2 separate regions of the Homo sapiens genome follow, and region 2 is linked to region 1. The links are chromatin loops, found by intact Hi-C in ENCODE. Cell type or tissue: endothelial cell of umbilical vein. All regions are shown on one strand. Links, peaks and the distances in the headings refer to the core of each region. The heading gives the core; the rest is flanking DNA. Region 1 has its middle 58 kb from the start of SCAF8. Region 2 overlaps SCAF8 (SR-related CTD associated factor 8).

What was found. Hi-C counts contacts between places; a loop is a spot of excess contacts. Peaks named below come from ENCODE experiments on the same cell type or tissue, not always from the same donor. Only the 100,000 strongest peaks of a DNase experiment are listed, where the experiment ranks them.
Region 2: it touches region 1 in a loop (14-fold over the local background); 102 of 110 quality-filtered maps call a loop at or near these places.

Annotation. Positions count from the first base shown.
Region 1 is chr6:154,672,922-154,678,308 of GRCh38, forward strand. No RefSeq gene overlaps it. Among named protein-coding and RNA genes, the nearest start is that of SCAF8, 58 kb to the right of the region's middle. In endothelial cell of umbilical vein, for the core only: a CTCF peak has its summit at 2,843 (motif pointing right); a DNase peak (open chromatin) is centred at 2,870.
Region 2 is chr6:154,802,415-154,807,801 of GRCh38, forward strand. It overlaps SCAF8 (SR-related CTD associated factor 8), which reads left to right. Exons shown (of 20, transcript NM_014892.5): 8 at 1,130-1,209; 9 at 2,955-3,072. Among named protein-coding and RNA genes, the nearest start is that of MIR1273C, 48 kb to the right of the region's middle. In endothelial cell of umbilical vein, for the core only: no CTCF peak of the experiment used is centred there; a DNase peak (open chromatin) is centred at 3,037.

The DNA.
Region 1 (5,387 bases), core at 336-5,335:
ACCCATGCATGAAACACACTCTGATGTGAGAAAGACTATTGGACTTGCTTTGTCAATTTGTAATTTTCCCACATGGGTACGGGGAAATATTTTGTTTGCTATAAGAAAAGAAAGAGGCCGGGCATGGTGGCTCACGCCTGTAATCCCAGCACTTTGGGAGGCCAAGGCAGGTGGATCACAAGGTCAGGAGTTCAAGACCAGCCTGGCTAAGATGGTGAAACCCCGTCTCTACTAAAAATACAAAAAATTAGCCAGGCGTGGTGGCGGGCGCCTGTAATCCCAGCTACTCGGGAGGCTGAGGCAGAGAATTCCTCGAATCCGGGAGGTGCAGGTTGCAGTGAGCCAAGATCGCGCCACTGCACTCCAGCCTTGGCGACAGACCAAGACTCCATCTCAAAAAAAAAAAAAGAAAAGAAAGAGACCAATGATGAGAAATGTCAATTTACACTCAGCCTCAGCACTAAAGAGCAGTAAGGAGTGGGGACATCTGGGGAAACTGGAAATCTGAGGGACCGACAGTCGTTATTCAGCTCAGGTCAACAGCTGCCATAAAAGAATGCAAACCTCATTTAAATATTTGAGGATTTTTCAAGAGAAGTAGGAAAATCTATATTTTTTTATTTAACTTGATCCTTTAAATGTTGGCTCAAACGTTTTTTCAACAGCATGCAGGCCAAACAACACTACCCATCTATACCCTCTACAAGACAGACACAAAAATAGTGAGCTGAAAACTCATGTATCAGAGCAGAAAGTCAGTAAATATTTATTTAAATTGATGCCTTTACAGATAGTGATTTTAGCACAGTACTTAGACCTGTGAAGAAAACTGAAAGAACAAAAAGCTGAATGAGTTAAAAGTGGTTATCTTTAAGGACAGCGTAAGAAAGACTATAGTTTTTATTATTTATACTATTTTTTGTTGTTTAAATTTTGTTATTACCTTAAGAAAAAAAATTAAAAAGGAATCAAAAATCTCTCCACAAAAACCCAACTCTGGTTTGACTTCCTTAGCTGGAACCTGTATTTCTATCATCAGACAACAGAAACCATTGCATTCCTGCTGCACCGAGGCCATAACAGCAACTCCACCAGCTTTGCAGAAATGATAACTGTGCAAGGTTCATCAAGTTCTGTGACCAGCTTCGGTGTCTGTAGCCTCCTGTCCCACACTGGGTTGCTCAATATCTTGTTCTTTGCACATACCTAATTCTTCCTGGCAGCTCAGAGAGGGTGTTGACCATATCTGAGGACTTGCAGAGCATGTCCCCAACTCAAGGACCACATGGAGCAGCCTGGAGGCCTCCTCCAGCCCCAGCCAATATCCAGTGACTACACGGGATTTTATCACTGAGCTTTCTGTCACCTCCCACTGCCCCCGCTTCATTAATCTAACACCATCCTTGTGGCTACATCTCTACTCACAAAACCCTCTGAGACAGCCACAACCACCCCCATTCACACCCCTAGAATACCTTTGTCTCCGTGGGTTCTCCATCCAGATTACACAAGCACAAGTTTGTATCCTCCATCTTGCAGAACCTCTCCCCAATCCTTGGAACAAGAGTCATTTGTCCTCAGCTTTCTTCCAACAAAAAGATGGCCCAGAAAGATGGTCCAGAGATTACTCCTATCCCAGAATGATATAAACTACAAGATTTTTGTTTTAATAAAAATAGCTGGGCTAGGCACCGTGGCTCACGCCTGTAATCCCCACACTTTGGGAGGCCAAGGTGGGTGGATCAGGAGTTGACGTCAGGAGTTCAAGACCAGCCTGGCCAACACAGTGAACCCTCGTCTCTACTGAAAATACAAAAATTAGCCAGGTGTGGTGGTGGGCGCCTGTAATCCCAGCTACTTGGGAGGCTGAGACGGGGAGAATTGCTTGAACCTGGGAGACAGAGGCTGCAGTGAGCCGAGATCGCATCACTGCACTCCAGCCTGGGTGACAGAGCGAGACTCCATCTCAAAGAAATAAAATCAAATAGCTAACAGTTGTTGAGTGTTTTACTTCACACTGGGTATTGTTCTAATCTCTGTGGTTTAGGTACATTTATCTCCATTTTAAGCCAAGGAAACTGAGGCACAGAAAAGTTAAGTAACCTGCTCAAAGCAAAAACTTAGTAATTGGCAAAGCATTTGTGTTGTTTTTGTTGTTGCTATTGTTGTTGTTGTTTGAGACAGGGTCTCACTCTGTCACCCAGGCTGGAGTACAATGGTGTGATCATGGCTCATTGCAGCCCCAGCCTTCCCGAGCTCAAGCAATTCTCCTACCTCAGCCTCCTAAGTAGCTGGGACGACAAGCGTGTACCACCATGCCTGGCTAATTTTTTTTTTTTTTTTGTACTTTTTGTAGAGTTGGGGTTTCGCCATTTTGCCAGGCTGGCCTCCAACTCCTGAGTTCAAGCAATCCTCCTGCCTTAGCTTCCCAAAGTGTTGAGATTACAAGCATGAGCCATCATGCCTGGCCACAAAGCCTTTGTTTTAACCCTGCTTCGACTCCAGATCCTGTGCTCTTACTACTAAAATTATATAGTATTTCAATATCAAACAGCCCATGAATGCAAAACGATACACCCATAAAATAGGATGTAATCGCCAAAATCTAATTCTATTGCATCTAGAAGATCTTTATCCACAGTGAAAAGAGTTGAACATCATTGACAGGTTTGAATACATTCAATATTTATACTCTTACCTCCCCCCACCATTACAAATTGTCTAAATGGCATTCTAAGCCTTTATGAATTCAATTAAAAAGAAAAATGCCAAGGCCTGCTCGCTAGAGGTCGCTCTCCTAACTATGGGGTCCTGTTAGTCTTATAGAGTAAGACAGCAGAGTAGGCCAAGAAAGTGATGGCAGCAGCCATCAGTGTGACCAGCAGATGGCATTAGAGTCCCACAGATCCTGAGATTGAGCCATAGCTAAGCAACTTCACTAGGCATACCACATCTGTCAAGGCAGGTTATGCTAAGCTTATTATTTTCACAAACGTTTAAATATAACGCTATTTGGTTGTCAAGATAGTCCACCCAAAACTCATACACAACTCATCTTCTGGGAAAACAGAATAAGTAAGATGTGTTGCTAGAAATAAGGTAGTGAAGGAAAAAAATAAGAGGATTGATTGACAGGAATGAAAACTCAGACTGGATTTTGAGGCTGTTTCTGGATGGCTTCCACCAAAAACCATAGACCCATCTAAGATCAGGGATACAAGGAGGGCTCATGGCTTCCAGCATTTTCCATTGGCCCTCAGCAAGGTGCTCCCCAAGATCAGCGGTCAAGAGAGGTGGTCAATACACACCAGGTTACGTGAGGACTTGGTTATTCTAGAGGAACCCAGAACACAAGTCCATGGCCTTTTCAACCATGTTAGGCGTTGGAGGCCACGTCAGCCCCCATGGATCCACTCTACAACTTTATAAAGAATTTGTTAGGCACCAGTGGCTTGCTTCAGAGTTCTAGTTCCTATGCTGTCAGGGAGTCTACAGCATCCCTATCCACAACTTACCTCCAGGATTTTGCTTAATTTCTGTGGAAAGCGATCTCAACTTCCCAGTTCACACACAGATGCAACCAGCATGAGACATTCCTAGAAATCAACAACCTTTGGTGACTGGTCTATCTCATGCTATTCTACATACTGCTTGCTCACTTCACAAATACGACATTCCAAGAGCACAAGGCTATCTGGTAAGGATGAGTATGGAGATAAATATTAACATCTTTTTACTGTGATGATTTAGCTGGAATAATTAAAACTTATATTTCCACTTATGAAGACTCTGCCTTTTGTTTTTTTAATAGAGATGGAGTCTCGCCATGTTGCCCAGGCTGGTCTCGAATTTCTGGGATCAGGCAATCCTTCTGCCTCGGTGGTAAGATTACAGGTGTGAGCCACCGTGCTCGACCTGAAGATTCTGTTTTACCGCAAGTAAAACCTACCCCCCTTTATCAACACTGTAGAGACTGTTAATAAGTGGCGCTTCTCAGAGCCAAGTACTGAGAGCAACAGTCACATCTTGAATGATGACCGAGACCAGCAACAAGTACTTCTACTTGTATTTTTACTGACTTTAGTTTAAAAATTTTTACTCATTTTAGTTTTAAAAGTATGTCTTTTTAAAGATATATATACATTTAAAGTATATCTTTTTTAACATATACTTTTATATCTTGAGATGTAAACCGAGAAAGGTGAAAGCACTAAGGAAAACCACTTTTTAGGCAGGCTGGGGTACTTAGAATAGACCATTCATAGAAGAAAGATTTAAAGGAACCAGAGAGCTCAACCCAAGAGACAGAACACATATCTGGACTTGTTTGTGCACATCTTCTGAATGCCTTTGTAGAGGACTTCCCTTCTCCTTGAACTGTTCTCTCTAACTCCTTGTTCTGCCTATAAATCCTACTCATCATTTAAAGTTTTTGTTGTTGTTGTTGATTTTGTTGTTGTTGTTGTTTTTGTTTTTGAGACAGGGTCTCGCTCAGTCGTCCAGGCTGGAGTGCAGTGGCTCGATCTCAGCTCACTGCAACCTCCGTCTCCCGGGTTCAAGCAATTCTCCTGCCTCAGCCTCCTCAGTAGCTGGGATCACAGGCACACACCACCATGCCCAGTTAATTTTTCTGTTTTTAGTAGAGATAGGCTTTTGCCATGTTGGCCAGGCTGGTCTTGAACTCCTGGTCTCAAGTGATCCACCCCTCCTTGGCCTCCCAAAGTGCTGGGATTACAGGCATGAGTCACCATGCCTGGCCTAACGTTAAATTTAAATAGTTCCTCCCCTGTAAAATATTCTCCAACCTCCTCAACCACGGTCAGAATCAACAGCTCCAACGTCTCACCCCTCAGTATGTTTTACAAATTGCCATCATTTGTAAAAATCTATCCCATAGTAATAAAAGCGAACAAAGTGCCATTATTAAAGAGTTTATCAATTAAGTCATTGTCAGGCAGGTGACTTGCTGCAGTGGGCTTAGGGGTTAAGAACACAGGCTCCAGCAGCAGACGGTGGCGTTAATTCTTGGTTCTTCCACATACTAGCTGTGTGGTCTCAGGTACGTCATTAAACTTGACCCTGCCTTGTGTCCTCATCCATAAAATGGAGGCAACAGGTCCAGGCGTGGTGGCTCAGGCCTGTAATCCCAGCACCTTGGGAGGCTGAGGCTGCAGGACCACTCGAGCCCAGGAGTTCAAGACCAGCCTGGGCAACATAGTGAGACCACATCTCCACAAAAATGTTTAAAAATTAGCCAGGCATGGTGGTGTATGACTGTGGTCCCAGCTACTCGAGAGGCTGAGGCCGGAGGATTGCTTGAGCCTGGGAGGTCGAGGCTGCAGCAAGATGTGATCGTACCACTGCACTCCAGCCTGGGTGACAGAATG
Region 2 (5,387 bases), core at 136-5,135, 130 kb after region 1:
AGTTTGAGACCAGCCTGGCAAACATGGTGAAACCCCATCTCTATTAAAAATACAAAAATTAGCCAGATGATGCGTGCCTGTAATCCCAGCTACTGGGGAGGCTGAGGAAGGAGAATTGCTTGTACCTGGGAGGTAGAGGTTGCAGTGAGCCAAGATTGAGCAACTGTTCTCCAGCCTGGGTGACAGAGAAAGACTCTTGACTCAAAAAAAAAAAATTTTTTTTGAAACATTTTTGAAACATTTAAAATATTTTCATTTGACTAAAAATAACTAGTCAGTAAAATCTTGTATTCACCACTGAGGCAAGTGATTACTTTCTGAGCTTGTCTGATTTCTTTCATGGGTGCCACATTTTACTGTGATGCTCTGGGTTCTGTAATTTGGACCTGCAAAAATTAAAATTCTTTAATCAATATGTAAAATGTTTAAAGGAAACTTCTCTACAACTAGTCACTATACTGTAACTATAATAAGTTGATGCCTAAATTATTAATAATTAAAGTGTTTCTAAAACTTAAAATCTTTCATGTACAATTTAGTGTGTGATATTCTTAGTATGCTTATTAATTATGGGAATATCATACTACTTGGAAGTGGTGTTCATATTTTTAAAATTTGTACTTTTTATAGGAAAGTAGATACTGATTTATTGGATTATTACTTAGACTGTTTTGGCCAGCAGCTTCTAAGTCTAATATAGTCTAACACTAAATAGCTAGACCACATAAAAAGCCTTTAAATTGAGCATTCAGAAGAATAACAGCATTCTAAGATGAGAACCATATTAGGAATAGATCCATTGAATATGGCCCTAGATGTTTTATCAAGCTTATTACCATGGAAAAACCACCTAATTATTTTAATTCTTAGTCTTCTGTAAAATTTGAGTATTAGTGTTTATCCTGCCTCTATCATAATTTGTTTTGTTATGTAAGATAATACATATCAAAATGCTTTAAAGAAAAGATCTACTCAAAACACTTTATAATAGTATAAAGTGATACAAAATGTTTATTTACACATTAAATGATAGATATAACGGAATGCCATTGACATTTAAAATAGCATTTGTAACTTGTATTTGTGTGAAGCACTTTTTAATATGTCTGTTTCTCCTTCTTTCCCCCAGAAGTTGATGGATAGGTTTGATTTTGGGGAAGACTCTGAGCATAGTGAAGAACCCAAAAAGGAAATTCCAGCTTCACAACTGTAAGAATTTTTTCTTTATAGCCATAGTTTTTTTATATTTAGTGGGATGTTGCCATCTGAATTACTAAGTATACTTAGTAAGTTGGGATTATTATTTCAAGCTGTTGAACCTCTAACATTATACAAAGGTGGTAGAGATATGTCTTGTTGTCTCTTTGTATTATTTTGAGTCTTTTCTCAGATCTTTGCAAATAGACTGTATCAAAGTTACCTATAAGAACATTGATACATATTGGTAAATCTGGTTGTAATATTTTCCATATTAGGCTTTAAGTTATTTAACTTAATTGTAAGAGTGGTTGGAATACTAGGAATGAAGCTTGCTTCTAGTGCTTAGAGGCCACTTCTAGAAAGCATATGAAATTGTGGAAACACATCAACCTAATGAGAATTAAGGATTGGAGTTATGAGGATTTTTTTTTTTGTAAAGAAATGTGTTGTATGTTTTTATTAAATCAGTTACTTTTTTTTCCCTAAACAATTCTGCAGTGCCCAAGGTTCTGTGAGGGTATGTGAATGGACTAGTAGGGGGAAGATGTTGGAGGAGGCAGGGGTAGAAGTTGGGAGAATGGAAGAAGGATGAATGGTGAAAGTCTGTGGGTCTCTTGTTTCAAACAGAAGTTATTAGTTGTATATATTGGGGTAATAAACAAAAACATAATTTTAGAATATGTTAGATACAAATGTATCATTTTAGTAAAATGATTCCCCTTGACAAAATTTAAAAACTAGTATTTTAGATTATGAATTGCAAACTTGCAAGCAGCATTTGAAATCATGTTGATCAGTGTCCTAAACAATGTAAGAATCTCCTTTAACAGTCCTGATGATACAGTTTATTTATCCAGTATTTTAATGCTTTCTGTAATGAGAAGTTAACTAATTGTTATTATTGTGTGTTCTTTTGTTGAGCTGAATCCTGTTTCCTTTATTTTCTATTAATATACACTGACCCATGTTTTGCTTTCTGAAGCAAGGAATCAAATTTACTCCGCTATCTTTAGAGATGTAGCTTTTCATTATTTGAAGACAGGTATCATTCTTCCCCTTAGGTTTATTTGCTTCAGATGAAGTACACTTTTTTCCAACTGTTTCAAGACTTCTCACCATCCTGTTTGGCTCTTTTGGGATGCCCTTTTTATTGTTAATGTCTTACCTTGTGGCACCCAGAATCCCAGGTGTATTCCAGGTGTGAATTTCCAAGAATATAGTTAAACTATTATTTTTTCTTATTTAAACAGTATCTGTCTCTGTTAACATACCTAATAATGTATATGATTTTCTAAAGGAAGAATATTAGTTTTATAAATTTTATGGTCAATTACAATGGTAGATTTCACACATACTGATTGATAGACTGTTTTTCTATCTCATAGTAAGAGAAGGAGTTAAAGTAACAATGTTTAAATGTTTAAACTTTTTATAAATATTGAGATTTTCTTAATATGCTCTAATGAAAAAGCAGTAATTTATATGTATTTAACAGCCTGAGATGGTAATATCAGATCTTCAGCAGAGCATCTCTGACACGTTATCCATCTATTGATGTACAATTGAAGAATGTATTTTTCTTTTAATAATTAATGTTCTCAAGTATTCTACTTTAAGTATTAAAATTGCAAAAGAAAACATGCAGTAGAATATGTTTTATTGAATTGACTTTTTTGTTTTCTTTGAATACTCAGTTATTTTCATAGTATCTTTAGTGGGTTTTAAAATATGTTTCCACCTGTTTTTCCTTTTAGTTCTCACGTTTCAGAATCTGTGAACAATTCCATTTTTCATCAGATAGCAGAACAACTACAACAGCAAAACCTAGAACATCTCAGACAGCAGCTCTTGGAGCAGCAACAGCCTCAAAAGGTTTATAACCCCATCTTGTGGTCTTTAGAGTTATTACTATTTATATTCTATAAATTGGCATTTTTGTGGGTTGGCTTTTTTTTTTTTTAATTGGTCTTAATAGAATATTTTCTCAACTATTTAGCTTTTACCAGCTACTTTATTTCTTTCTAAAGTTTGTTATGGTGATATTTTTTCAACTCTTATTAGTAAGACCATTTTTTTCAGGACCTTTATGGTTTTTTCTGTAATCAAATTGTGTTCTGGTAACTTATGAATGCACATTGTAGAAATTAATTTCAGTGTACTGGAAGTAGAGAACAGGATGGAGGGGGTTTCAGAATTACCACTTAAAACTAAACGTGTTTTTCTCTCTGTTCCCTATCAAGCAAGTTGATGATTATGTTAATGGTGACAATGATGATGGCCATGTAGATTGCTATCTTTAATTTTTAAAACGTATTTGCTGTTAGCATGTAGCAGGAGCTTTATTAGGTATGTGGTAGGCTTGTATACATTTAACCCTCAGGCGATGGGCATTATGACTCCCATTTTATCCCAGAGGAAGTGGAAGCTTGGTGAGATTAAACATCTCATGCAGCAGTGTACAGCTAGTGTTATATATTATCTGACTCAAGATGTGCGGTTATTTTATGCATAGCTAAGAATTTTAAAACATCGATAACTAAATGTAACATCCTTTTGAGTTGTAAGGATCCTTTAAGTTCATCTTACGAATTTGATAATCTTTGACAAAATATTGCACCTTAGAACTGATAAAATATGTTAAGTTGTAGAGCTAGGATTAAATTTATTTCAAAGCCTTTTTCTGCTGTATGTGAGAAATGGTTACGCATGTAAACTGTTCAGAATAAAAGTATTAGGAAACCCCCTTTCCCTCCCCAGCATACATCCTAATATTAAAAAAGTTTTGGCATTAATGAGTTTAACAAAAATATCACAAAATATTTTTGAGTATGTGTTACTTGTTAGGCAAGTGTTACATACAGAGATGAACAGAAATGAGGTTGTGGCATCAGGTAACCTCTTCTCTAATGGAGCACGTACATCTGTATGAACACCTGGCAGAATTCTTTATTTTTGTCATAGAGGTACAGCTGAAGGATTCTAGGAGCATGGAGGGGGGAACAGTTATTTTAGATGGAAGAGATAGCAAACTTGAGACATTGGGGTCTGAACTTGACTTTTTAATGCAAACAGTAATATAAAATGGATGTTAATGATATTTGCTGCATTGGAACTCATGCCTAGAATTATGAGAATGGAATTTCATACCTTTTTTTTGAAGAAACAATTCTGATATAAGTGGCCAGAGTAGGGGCAGTATTTTATGTCAAGCAAATGTATCTGCCTGAGAACCCAGAAGTTGAAGATAGAACACAATTAAGAACATTTAGATGTTGTTTAAAGAAAAAACAAAGTTGTAACTCAAAACAAACAGCTCGTCAGTGATGTAATAATACAAAAATCACAGAACTGCTAAGAGAGGCAGGAGGTAGTCGTGATGGAAGAATTTATCCAAACAACAGATTTGTTGAGCTATAAATGTAACACTTTGTGAATTGCTTTAGTCATAGTTTCATTTTAGAAGGTTTAGCAGAAGCACTGTAATCGTAGTACTTTATGTTTTTAATGGTCTCTCTCTTAGCAGAATCAAGTAGTCTTAACAAGCTTGTAATTAGCACCATGTTATTGAAGTAAAAATAAACTTGAGAGAGAGCGAGTCTGTTGTAAGAATCTCACCTACCAAAAAGAGAGAACTCTGGGCTTAGTTAATTACTCTATATATCAGTTCCAAAATTTCACAGCTTAGAATAATAAGATCCCTTTGAAAGGAATAGAAGTTCTGAAAAACCTCATTGTTCAAAAATGAATCTAATGAAGAAAAGAGAGTGGTAAAACTAGAACTGTTTTTATAAGGTAGATAGTATAAAACCTATGAGAGATTTAGAATGCAGATCTCGGCTCACTGCTACCTCCGCCTCTCAGGTTCAAGCAGTTCTCTGCCTCAGCCTCCTGAGTAGCTGGGATTACAGGCATCCGCCACCGTGCCCTGCTAATTTTTCTGTATTTTCAGTAGAGACGGGTTTCACCATCTTGGCCAGGCTGGTCTTGAACTTCTCACCTCGTGATCCACCCGCCTCAGCCTCCCAAAGTACTGGGATTACTGGCGTGAGCCACTGTGCCTGGCCTGTTTTTTCTTTGTAGCATTTTTTATTAATGCCAATTATCAGTGAAAATCTAGATTCATTTAACTGACTGCCATTATGTATTTTTCATGCTATAATTTATTTATTAGTCCTCTGTAGTTTATA